Regions from separate parts of the Homo sapiens genome. Here region 2 is linked to region 1. A link is an interaction called in ENCODE POLR2A ChIA-PET data of the cell type or tissue named here. Cell type or tissue: B cell. All regions are shown on one strand.

What was found. Peaks named below come from ENCODE experiments on the same cell type or tissue, not always from the same donor. Only the 100,000 strongest peaks of a DNase experiment are listed, where the experiment ranks them.
Region 2: POLR2A ChIA-PET joins it to region 1 with 9 read pairs; 20 of 35 experiments call an interaction of 5 or more read pairs at or near these places.

The regions. Positions count from the first base shown.
Region 1 is chr11:67,111,254-67,116,253 of GRCh38, reverse strand. It overlaps LOC107984341 (a long non-coding RNA gene), which reads left to right. Exons shown (of 2, transcript NR_160735.1): 2 at 3,599-3,962. Among named protein-coding and RNA genes, the nearest start is that of KDM2A, 5.5 kb to the left of the region's middle. In B cell, no CTCF peak of the experiment used is centred here; DNase peaks (open chromatin) are centred at 753 and 2,863.
Region 2 is chr11:67,222,845-67,227,844 of GRCh38, reverse strand. All of the region lies in intron 10 of KDM2A (lysine demethylase 2A), which reads right to left. Among named protein-coding and RNA genes, the nearest start is that of GRK2, 41 kb to the left of the region's middle. RefSeq lists an enhancer at 4,708-5,000. In B cell, no CTCF peak of the experiment used is centred here; no DNase peak of the experiment used is centred here.

The DNA.
Region 1 (5,000 bases):
TTTGTTAACTAGTCTGCGTTGGGGGAACGGGACATTTAAACAGATATACACAATGGTTTCTCCACAGGCAGGCTTTGTTAATAATCCAGAGCAGATATATAGGGTGAGATAAGAGGTAGACAGATGGCTAGTGATTCCTCCCGCCATCACAGTGGCTCTGATTGGCAAGGACAGATCTGTGAGGCTGCATTGCCCTAAAACAGCCATTTGCAGGGAGAATAGAGCTTGGGGGATTCCCCAACTATGAACTCTCTGGCTTCAACCCTGACAATGGTATATGGGAAGAAGGAAATAAAAATGCATTCTAGAGGCATTGAGAACAGGGTCCCTGGCTGGAATAAATTGGCATCTTAATAAGATATTAATAAATCACTGCCTTTTTGAGCAAAGCTAAGACTCAACAAATGCTGAGAGTGAAAATCCAGTCACCATTTTCTTTTCTCTTATTTTCTCTTCTTTTCTTTTTTTGGGATGGAGTTTTGCTCTTGTTGCCCAGGCTGGAGTGCAGTGGCTCAATCTTGGCTCACTGCAACCTTCACCTCCTGGGTTCAAGCAATTCTCCCGCCTCAGCCTCCAAGTAGCTGGGATTACAGGCGTCCGCCACCACGCCCGGCCCACCCATTTCTTTTGGGAGACTTTAGGGTGTGAAAAGAGAACTCTTTAGTCTGGTTAAGCTAAACTATTTCCAATTTCTCCTTAAATGTTAAGGAGGAAGTAAAGATGTCCCAAACAGTGTAGGTCTAAACTAAAATAGAGAAGTTGGTTGTGAAGGTTCCCCAGGAGGTAGCATAATCAGTGGCTAAAAAGCTTTGGCCGGGCGCCATGGCTCACGCCTGTAATCCCAGCACTTTGGGAGGCCGAGGCAGGCGGATCATGAGGTCAGGAGTTTGAGACCAGCCTGGCCAACATAGTGAAACCCCGTCTCTACTACAAATACAAAAAATAGCTGAGCATTGTAGTCCCTGCCTGTAATCCCAGCCACTCAGGAGGCTGAGGCAGGAGAACCGTTTGAACCAGGGAGGCGGAGGTTGCAGGGAGCCGAGATCGCGCCACTGCACTCCAGCCTGGGCAACAGAGGGAGACTCCGTCTCAAAAAAAAACAAACAAAAAAAGAGACTGAGGTGGAGGATTGCTGGAGCCCAGGAGTTGGACTATGAACTATGACTATGCCACTGCACTTCAGCCTGAGTGACAGTGAAACCATGTCTCTAAAAAAAAAAAAAAAAAAAAAAAAGAAGGGAAGGAAGGTTTTAAGTAAAGATGCTTCAATATTTAAGAAACTTGAAGTTTTCATGTGAGTCAAGAGTTTGCATAGACATTAAGTGTGATGACTTATTCCTCGATTCTCTTCCCCCTCCCTTTTTTTTTTTTTTTTTTTTTTGAGACAGTCTCACCGTGTCACCCAGCCTGGAGTGCAATGGCATGATCTTGGCTCGCTGCAACCTCCACCTCCCGGGTACAAGCAATTCTCCTGCCTCAGCTTCCTGAGAAGTTGGGATTACAAGCACCCGCCACCATGCCTGGCTAATTTTTGTGTTTTTAGTAGAGACAGGGTTTCACCATGTTGGCCAGGCTGGTCTCAAACTCCCTGTCTCAGGTGATCCGCCCCCCTCTGCCTCCCAAAGTGCTGGGATAACAGGCATGAGCCACCACACCCGGCCCTCTTCCCTATCCTAACTCCTGGTTTCTCTCCCCGACCCCCGACCCTGGTGTCTCCGCTTTCTATTCTTCCCTCTTCCCTGACTCCAGCTGCCTCTTTCTCCTCATCACCTGCCTCCTGAAGTCTCTTTCTTTCCAGCCTTCTCTCCATCATTTGGCCCACCCCCTCCTCCATGTTCATCTCACTCTCCTGGCCCAGTATCATCTGACTGAATGGCTTTCCCACTTTCCTTTACCATCCATTTGTTGCCCTTAATCACCTCAATCCCGTGCTCTCTGATTTTGTTACTTAACCATTTCCTGAACATCTCCCTCCACCCGCACCCCCCACCCCGGGAAAAAAGAAAAAAAGAAAGAAAACTTCTTCTAGGGTTAAAGGGTGTTGGGGGGTGATTATAAGCTTTAAGTGATAGAAAGTTTTCTTTTTTTTCTTTTTTTGAGTTGGAGTCTCGCTCTGTTGCCCAGGCTAGAGTGCAGTGGCGCGATCTCAGCTCACTGCAAACTCCACCTCCTGGGTTCAAGCGATTCACCTGTCTCAGCCTCCTGAGTAGCTGGAATTACAGGTGCCCGCCACCGTGCCTGGCTAATTTTTGTATTTTTAGTAGAGACGGGGTTTCACCATGTTGGCCAGGCTGGTCTCGAATTCCTGACCTGGTGATCCACCCACCTCCGCCTCCCAAAGTGCTGGGATTACAGCCGTGAGCCACCACGCCCAGCTGAAAGTTTTCTTTCTTTTTTCTTTTCTTTTCTTTTTTTTTTTTTTTTGAGTTTGGAACCTGAATTGATCAGGGGGAAAAAAATGAAGCAGAAATGCCCTGCAGATTCTTGGATCATCAAACATGGGTGTCACATGAGGTTCTTGCATGGAATGTGGCTGACGCTTTCCTTGGGACCATGGGACCACCACCCTCCCTGGCCCCATGCTTCCTTGCTGCCATCTTTTCCAGGTATGTCACCTTCCGCTGTGCAGACCCACTGCTCCTGAGCGCTGGGGTGTACTTTGGCTGTTGGGGCAACTGCAGCAGTGTCTGGGCCCCACCTGCTCTTTAGCAGCCTTAGCTTCGCTTTGGGGCCAGGCCACCCTCATTTCTCACTTCTAAAAGGGTGGGACTTCCTGCTGTGCCCGAGAGTGGAGCTCTAAGATGCAGAGCCTGTGCCTCAGCTACACCTGTGCTTGCTGGGGGAAGTTTCTGGCACCCTGGGGTTTCAGGGTCTGTTTGCAACCTTGCACTAGATTCCCAGCTTGGGTTGGTGGTGACAGTCATACAGGGCTCCAGCCACTTCCCCAAAGGGCCAAATGCTTAAGCACTTAGACCTGTTTAGCCCCTCCCAATGAGTCTGATCTTTTTTTATCTTCTTCAAGGGCATTCGCTACCTTTCATCAGTTTCTGCTAAAGCTGGTGTTCCTTCAGCCACTTTGTGAGAGGTTCTGAACCCGTCAGAACTTCAGTTCTCTTTAATAAAACAGAGTAGGCTGGGCGCGGTGGCTTAAGCCTGTAATCCCAGCACTTTGGGAGACCAAGGCGGGCAGATCACCTGAGGTCAGGAGTTCAAGACCAGCCTGGGCAACATTGTGAAACCCTATCTCTACTAAAAATACAAAAATTAGCTGGGCGCGGTGGCACATGCCTGTATTCCCAGCTACTCGGGAGGCTGAGGTAGGAGAATCACTTAAGCCTGGGAGGCAGGCGGAGGTTGCAGTGAGCCCGAGATCGTGCCACTGCACTCTAGCCTGGGCAACAGAGCAAGACTCTGTCTCAAAAAAATATATATTATATATAATATATGTATATAAATATATATAATATATATAAAACATAATACATGTATATAAATATATATAATATATATAAAACATATATTTAAAACATATATATTTTATATATATAATGTATATAAATAAAACAGAAGTAGTGACTCCTGCCCTGTTTCCTCCTAGGATTGTTGTGGAGTGAAATGGACTAATGGACATGAATACCCTTTGGAAACTAGAAGACAACTTATTTTAGAAAGGATTTCTGAGGTCTTGCACAGTGCCTCATGCCTGTAATCCCAGCACTTTGGGAGGCCAAGGTGGGCAGATCACCTGAGGTTGGGAGTTCGAGACCAGCCTGACCAACATGGAGAAACCCCATGTCTACTAAAAATACAAAATTAGCTGGGCATGGTGGCACATGCCTGTAATCACAGCTACTTGGGAGGCTGAGACAGGAGAATCACTTGAACCCGGGAGGCAGAGGTTGCAGTGACCCGAAATCGCGCTTTTGCACTCCAGCCTGGACAACAAGAGTGAAACTCCATCTCAAAAAAAAAAAGAAAAAAAAAGGATTTCTGGTTTTCCTATTTTTAAAAAATTTTTTACTTGGTAATTTTTTTTTTCATAGAAACAGGGTCTCACTATGTTCCCCAGGCTGGTCTCGAACTCCTGGCCTCATGTGATACTCCTGCCTTGACCTCCCAAAGTGCCTGGGATTACAGGCATGAGCCACTGCACCTGGCCAGTTCTCCTATTTTAAATTTATTTTTATTTTATTGTGGTAAGAACACTTGATGTGAGATTTACCATTTTAACAAAGTTTTAAGTGTACAATGCATTGTCCAGTTTCTTTTTCTCCTACATGTAGGATTTGGGTACTTACTGAGTACACTGTGCCCAATGCTAAATTAAGTGCTTGGATAGAGAAAGGAGATTTGAAAAGTTAGAAGGCTTGACTTTTACCTTCGAAAACTTCATATCGAAGAAAGGACACCATGAAGATGTGACATACTCAGAGAACAATCATCATTCCAATGAATTGCTGGAAGATCATTTAGACCATAAGAACTGGTCTTCAAATTGCACTTGGATATAAGCCCCGTGGGGCAGGAAGTTTTGTTCATTGCTGGATTCCCCAATGCCTAGAACAGTGCCAGGCATAGTTGGCACTCATTCCTTCATATTTATTGAATCAGCCAATAAAGTAGTGCAGTGTTGCTTTTGAGGGAAGGAATATGAAGGCTGGAGAGCATTGAATCCTTGCAGAGAAGCTTGGTTTTGTGAGAGCAAGAGAGGCACATATGTTCTGGAGCAGAGAAGGTTGATGTAATAGTAATTGTTGCAGAGAAACTGTTCCTGCAGCTGTCATTGCAGCTGGAATAGAAGTGATAGAAACCAAATCCTGTACTACTGCAAACCAAGCCAGGAGGTATGTGAATCTTGGGCCAAGTTCTTCACTGTCTTTTTATTCCAGCTCCTCTTGTGATCTTGTCTTTCTGCTCCACTTACCTCTACTGTCTCCAGTTTAGGATGTTGACTTTAGAGTCCACGTCACAGTGCAACTTTTTTTATTTTGTTTTGTTTT
Region 2 (5,000 bases), 110 kb before region 1:
GATAAAGGGTACTTGGGAGGCCCAGACGGGTGGATCACTTGAGGTCAGGAGTTCGCGACCAGCCTGACCAACATGGTGAAACCCTACCTCTACTAAAAATACAAAAATTAGCCAGGTGTGGTGGTGCACACCTTGTAATCCCAGCTACTCGGGAGGCTGAGGAATGAGAATCACTTGATCCTGGGAGGCGGAGGTTGCAGTGAACTGAGATCACGCCTCTGCACTCCAGTCTGGGCTACAGAGTGAGACTCCGTCTGAACAACAACAACAAAAAAAGGTACTTGAGGAAGACCATTTAGAACCACCAAGAAGCTGTCTTGGTTGAGTGGGAAAGCATCAAAACAATGAAAGTTTCGGTTCTGGGACAGAGTAAAATGTAAGAGTAAGACACAAAATACTTGAAAAAAAGGCATGCAAAGTACTCTTGCTTTACTATATTTGCCCCTGAATCAGAAGGCCATGGAACAAAGAATCTCATGGAAAAACAGGACATGAGATGAAGTGACATGTTCATATTAGGCTATTACAAATACTAAAGTTTGACTAGAGACTCACTCTCAGACCGTGTCTAGTCTAGGGGCACCAGGTTGGGTATTTTCTCCACTATCGATGCTCAGCTTGCCTGCCTCATACTTTGTAGTCTGCCAAAATGGTATGTCCACAAACCAGATTAATGTTCCATACGACTTAATCAATCACTGTCTTTATTTTCTTTCCATTCTTCCCAAAAGAGCATTTTCATTATTATTTCAGCTGGATACTAATTTTAAAAGGTACTCTTTAGATATATCACAGTCCAGGAAAGGACAAATCAGCACAGATTAATCAGTGAGGAAGACCAATGATGGGGACTATCCTAAATATATTTTGTTGCCTTTTTTTGAAACCATTTTTTTTTAACTTTTAGAGACAGGGTCTTGCTCTTTCACCCAGGCTATCATCCTCCCACCAAAGCCTCCCCAGTAGCCGAGATTACAAGTGTATGCCACCACACCTGGCTAATTTATTAACCCATTTCCCTTTTAGAAAATAAAAGAGCAGCTCGCGGCCAGTGCTCATTTAATTTTACATAAACATGCTCTTTGATGCTGAAGGAAATCTGATTGATTTTCGTTTGTTTTTTGAGACGGAGTCTTGCTCTGTTGCCCAGGCTGGAGTGCAGTGGCGCGATCTCGGCTCACTGCAAGCTCCACCTCCCGGGTTCACACCATTCTCCTGCCTCAGCCTCCTGAGTAGCTGGTACTACAAGCGCCCGCCACCACGCCCGGCTAATTTTTTGTATTTTTAGTAGAGACGGGGTTTCACCATGTTAGCCAGGATGGTCTCGATCTCCTGACCTCGTGATCTGCCCGCCTTGGCCTCCCAAAGTTCTGGGATTACAGGCGTGAGCCACTGCGCCTGGCTGGAAATCTGATTGATTTTCAAGGTGAACATAAAATATAAAAACTGTCTTTGGAGTTATTTCTAAACAAAACTAACAGCAGGATGGTCTGAATCATCAGGATTGTCTATTTCAGAAAAATCAGATCCATCAAATGAATCTCTGGCCAACAACTGTTCATGAATGATATATTATTATTTTTTTTTTGAGATGGAATCTCGCTCTGTCACCAAGGCTAGTGTGCAGTGGTGGGATCTCGGCTCACTGCAACCTCCACCTCCTGGGTTCAAGCAATTCTCCTGCCTCAGCCTCCTGAGCAGCTGGGATTATAGGTGTGTGCCCCTACACCTGGCTAATTGTTATTTTAAATTTATTTATTTATTTATTTTTACTCTTTTTTGACACAGTTTTGTTCTTGTTGCCCAGGCTGGACTGCAATGGTGCAATCTTGGCTCACTGCAACCTCCACCTCCTGGGTTCAAGCGATTCTCCTGCCTCAGCCTCCCAAGTAGCTGGGATTACAGGTGTGCACCACCATGACCAGCTAATTTTTATGTTTTTAGTAGAGACGGGGTTTCACCATCTTGGCCAGGCTGGTCTCGAACTCCTGACCTCAGGTGATCCACCTGCCTCAGCCTCCCAAAGTGCTGGGATTACAGGCATGAGCCACCGTGCCCAGCTATTTATTTATTTAGAGACAGAGTTTTGTGCTTATTGCCCAGGCTAGAGTCCAGTGGTGTGATCTCGGCTCACCGCAACCTGTGCCTCTGAGTTCAAGCGATTTTCCTGCCTCAGCCTCCCGAGTAGCTGGGATTACAGGCATGCGCCACCACACCTGGCTAATTTTGTATTTTTAGTAGAAACACGCCTTCTCCATGTTGGTCAGACTGGTTTCGAACTCCCAACGTCAGGTGATCCACCCACCTCGGCCTCCCAAAGTGCTGGGATTACAGGCGTGAGCCAGCGTGACTGGCCAATTGTTGTATTTTTAGTAGAGACGGGGTTTCACCATGTTGGCCAGGTTGGTCTCGAACTCCTGAACTCCAGTGATTCGCCCGCCTCAGCCTCCCAAAGTGCTGGCATTACAGGCATAAGCCACCACGCCTGCCCAAGAATGATGTTAACATCACGCATAGGAATGCTATGTTTTCTAGGATTTGACATTTTCAGCAATCAAGAATAACTATATTTTGTAAGTAGAAATACCACTACTAAAAACAGAATGCTATAAATAGAATGATATCTTTTGTTTTCAAAGTCAGTATACTAGAGTGATGTGAAAATAATAAAAGCGAGATAGTTCGTGGCAAAGTTATCTTGGGGTAAATGCTGCAGCCGCCGGGCGTGATGGCTCACACCTGTAATCCCAGCGCTTTGGGAGGCCAAGGCAAGTGGATCACCTGAGGTCAAGAGTTCGAGACCAGCCTGCTGAAACCCCGTCTCTACTAGAAATACAAAAATTAGCGTGGTGGTGCATACCTGTAATCCCAGCTACTCGGGATGCCTGGGCAGGAGAATTGTTTGAACCTGGGAGGTGGAGGTTGCAGTGAGCTGAGATCACACCACTGCACTCCAGCTTGGACAACAGCAGCGAAACTCTGTCTCCAAAAAAAAAAAAAAAAAAAAAAAAAAAAATGCTGCAGCTGCCAAGTGCCCCTGGTGAGTATCATTGGGGAAAATGAGAAAGGGATTAATTTTGGCCGGACAAGATAGCTCAAGCCTGCAATCCCAGCACTTTGGGAGGCTGAGGTGGGTGGATCATGAGGTCAGGAGATCAAGGCCATCCTGGCTAACACAGTGAAACCCCATCTCTACTAAAAATATAAAAATTGGCCGGGCTTGGTGGCGGGTGCCTGTAGCCCCAGCTACTCGGGAGGCTGAGGCAGGAGAATGGTGTGAACCCAGGAGGCGGAGCTTGCAGAGTGAGCTGAGATCGCACCACTGCACTCCAGCCTGGGGGACAGAGCGAGACTCTGTCTCAAAAAAAAAAAAAAAAAAAAAAGAAAGGGGTTAATTTTTGGTACGGACAGGGTCTCACTATGTTGTCCAGGCTGGTCTTAAACTCCTGGGATTAAGTGATCCTTCGCTTCAAACTCCCAAAAAGTACTTGGGATTATAGGCATGAACCACCATATCTGGCCATACAGCTTTCTTTTAGAGAGGCCATATTTCAAAAGGATAAGCCAAATGATACTGTTTTGAATATGCAGCTCCTGAGAATGTTCCCATCTCCTCCCATATTGTAGGGATGACTTCACCTACCCGTTTACAAACTCTATATCGGGTAGTGTTCCTGAATCACGGAGAACTGGATAGGAGTCCCTTTTCAAAAACCTTCACCAGGCCACAGGGCATCACTGGGGAATAAGGAGATCACTCTCCCCATGGCAAGGCAGGAGAGGAGATGTACTTTTCATAGTTAGCCCCAATCAGTTTTCTAATGCATAGTAGCCAGACCCTGATTCTGGTTTCTTATGTGGCTAAAACTTTTAACAACTAAAAGAATGACTCTCTTACACGGAAGTAAAATTAATTTATTTCTGACTAAGGGAGACAGAGGAGAGAGACAACAACCAATAGGTATTTGGTCCCTCAAAATTAAATATAATACACTACGCCTCTCCATTAGCCTTTTAAGTATAGCAACACTTTCTGGAAGGGTTTTTATTAGGAGTTCAGGACAACTCCAAATTCTAAAGCCCTCTGGAAATCAGTTGAAAGCTGAGTAATAATGACAGTTTAAAAAAAAGAAGAGTCTGGGCATAGTGGCTCATGCCCGTGGTCCCAAGGCTTTGGGGGCCTGAGGCTGGAGGACTGCTTGAGCCCAGGAGTTTGAGACGAGCCTGGGCAGCATAGTAAAACCTCGTTTCTACAAAAAAATAAAAATAAAAAAACTAGCCAGGTGTGGTGGTGTGCGTCTGTGGTCCCAGCTACTCAGGAGGCTGAGGCAGAAGGATCACTTGAGCCTACGAGGTTGAGGCTGCAATGAGCTGAGATCATGCTACTGCACTCCAGCCTGGGTGACAGAGTGAGACCCTGTGTCAAAAATAAATAAATAAATAAATAAATAAATAAGAAAGAAAAAAGGAAGAAAATATGAAATACAGGCATTAAAATTTTGAGTTTTTACTCGTAACTTATAAGACTGTATTAATTATAGCCAAGAGATACCACATACCCAACCTGACCCCATTGCTTTTTACTTATGCCGCATATCAATTTCTAAGACTGGGTTAGCATTTTTTGGAAATAATTTTTTTTTTTTTTTTTTGAGATGGAGTTTCATTCTTGTCGCCCAGGCTGGAGTGCAATGGCACGATCTTGGCTCACTGCAACCTCCGCCTCCCAGGTTCAAGCGATTTTCCTGCCTCAGCCTCCTGAGTAGCTGGGATTACAGGCATGTGCCACCACGCCTGGCTAATTTTGTATTTTTAGTAGAGACAGGGTTTCTTCATGTTGCTCACGCTGGTCTCAACTTCCTGACCTCAGGTAATCTGCCTGCCTAGCCTCCCAAAGTGTTGGGATTACAGGTGTGAGCCACTGTGCCTGGCCTTTTTTTTTTTTCCCCCTTATTTTTCTTCTCTTTACGTAGAAAACTCTTCATGCAGGGGATAAGGTA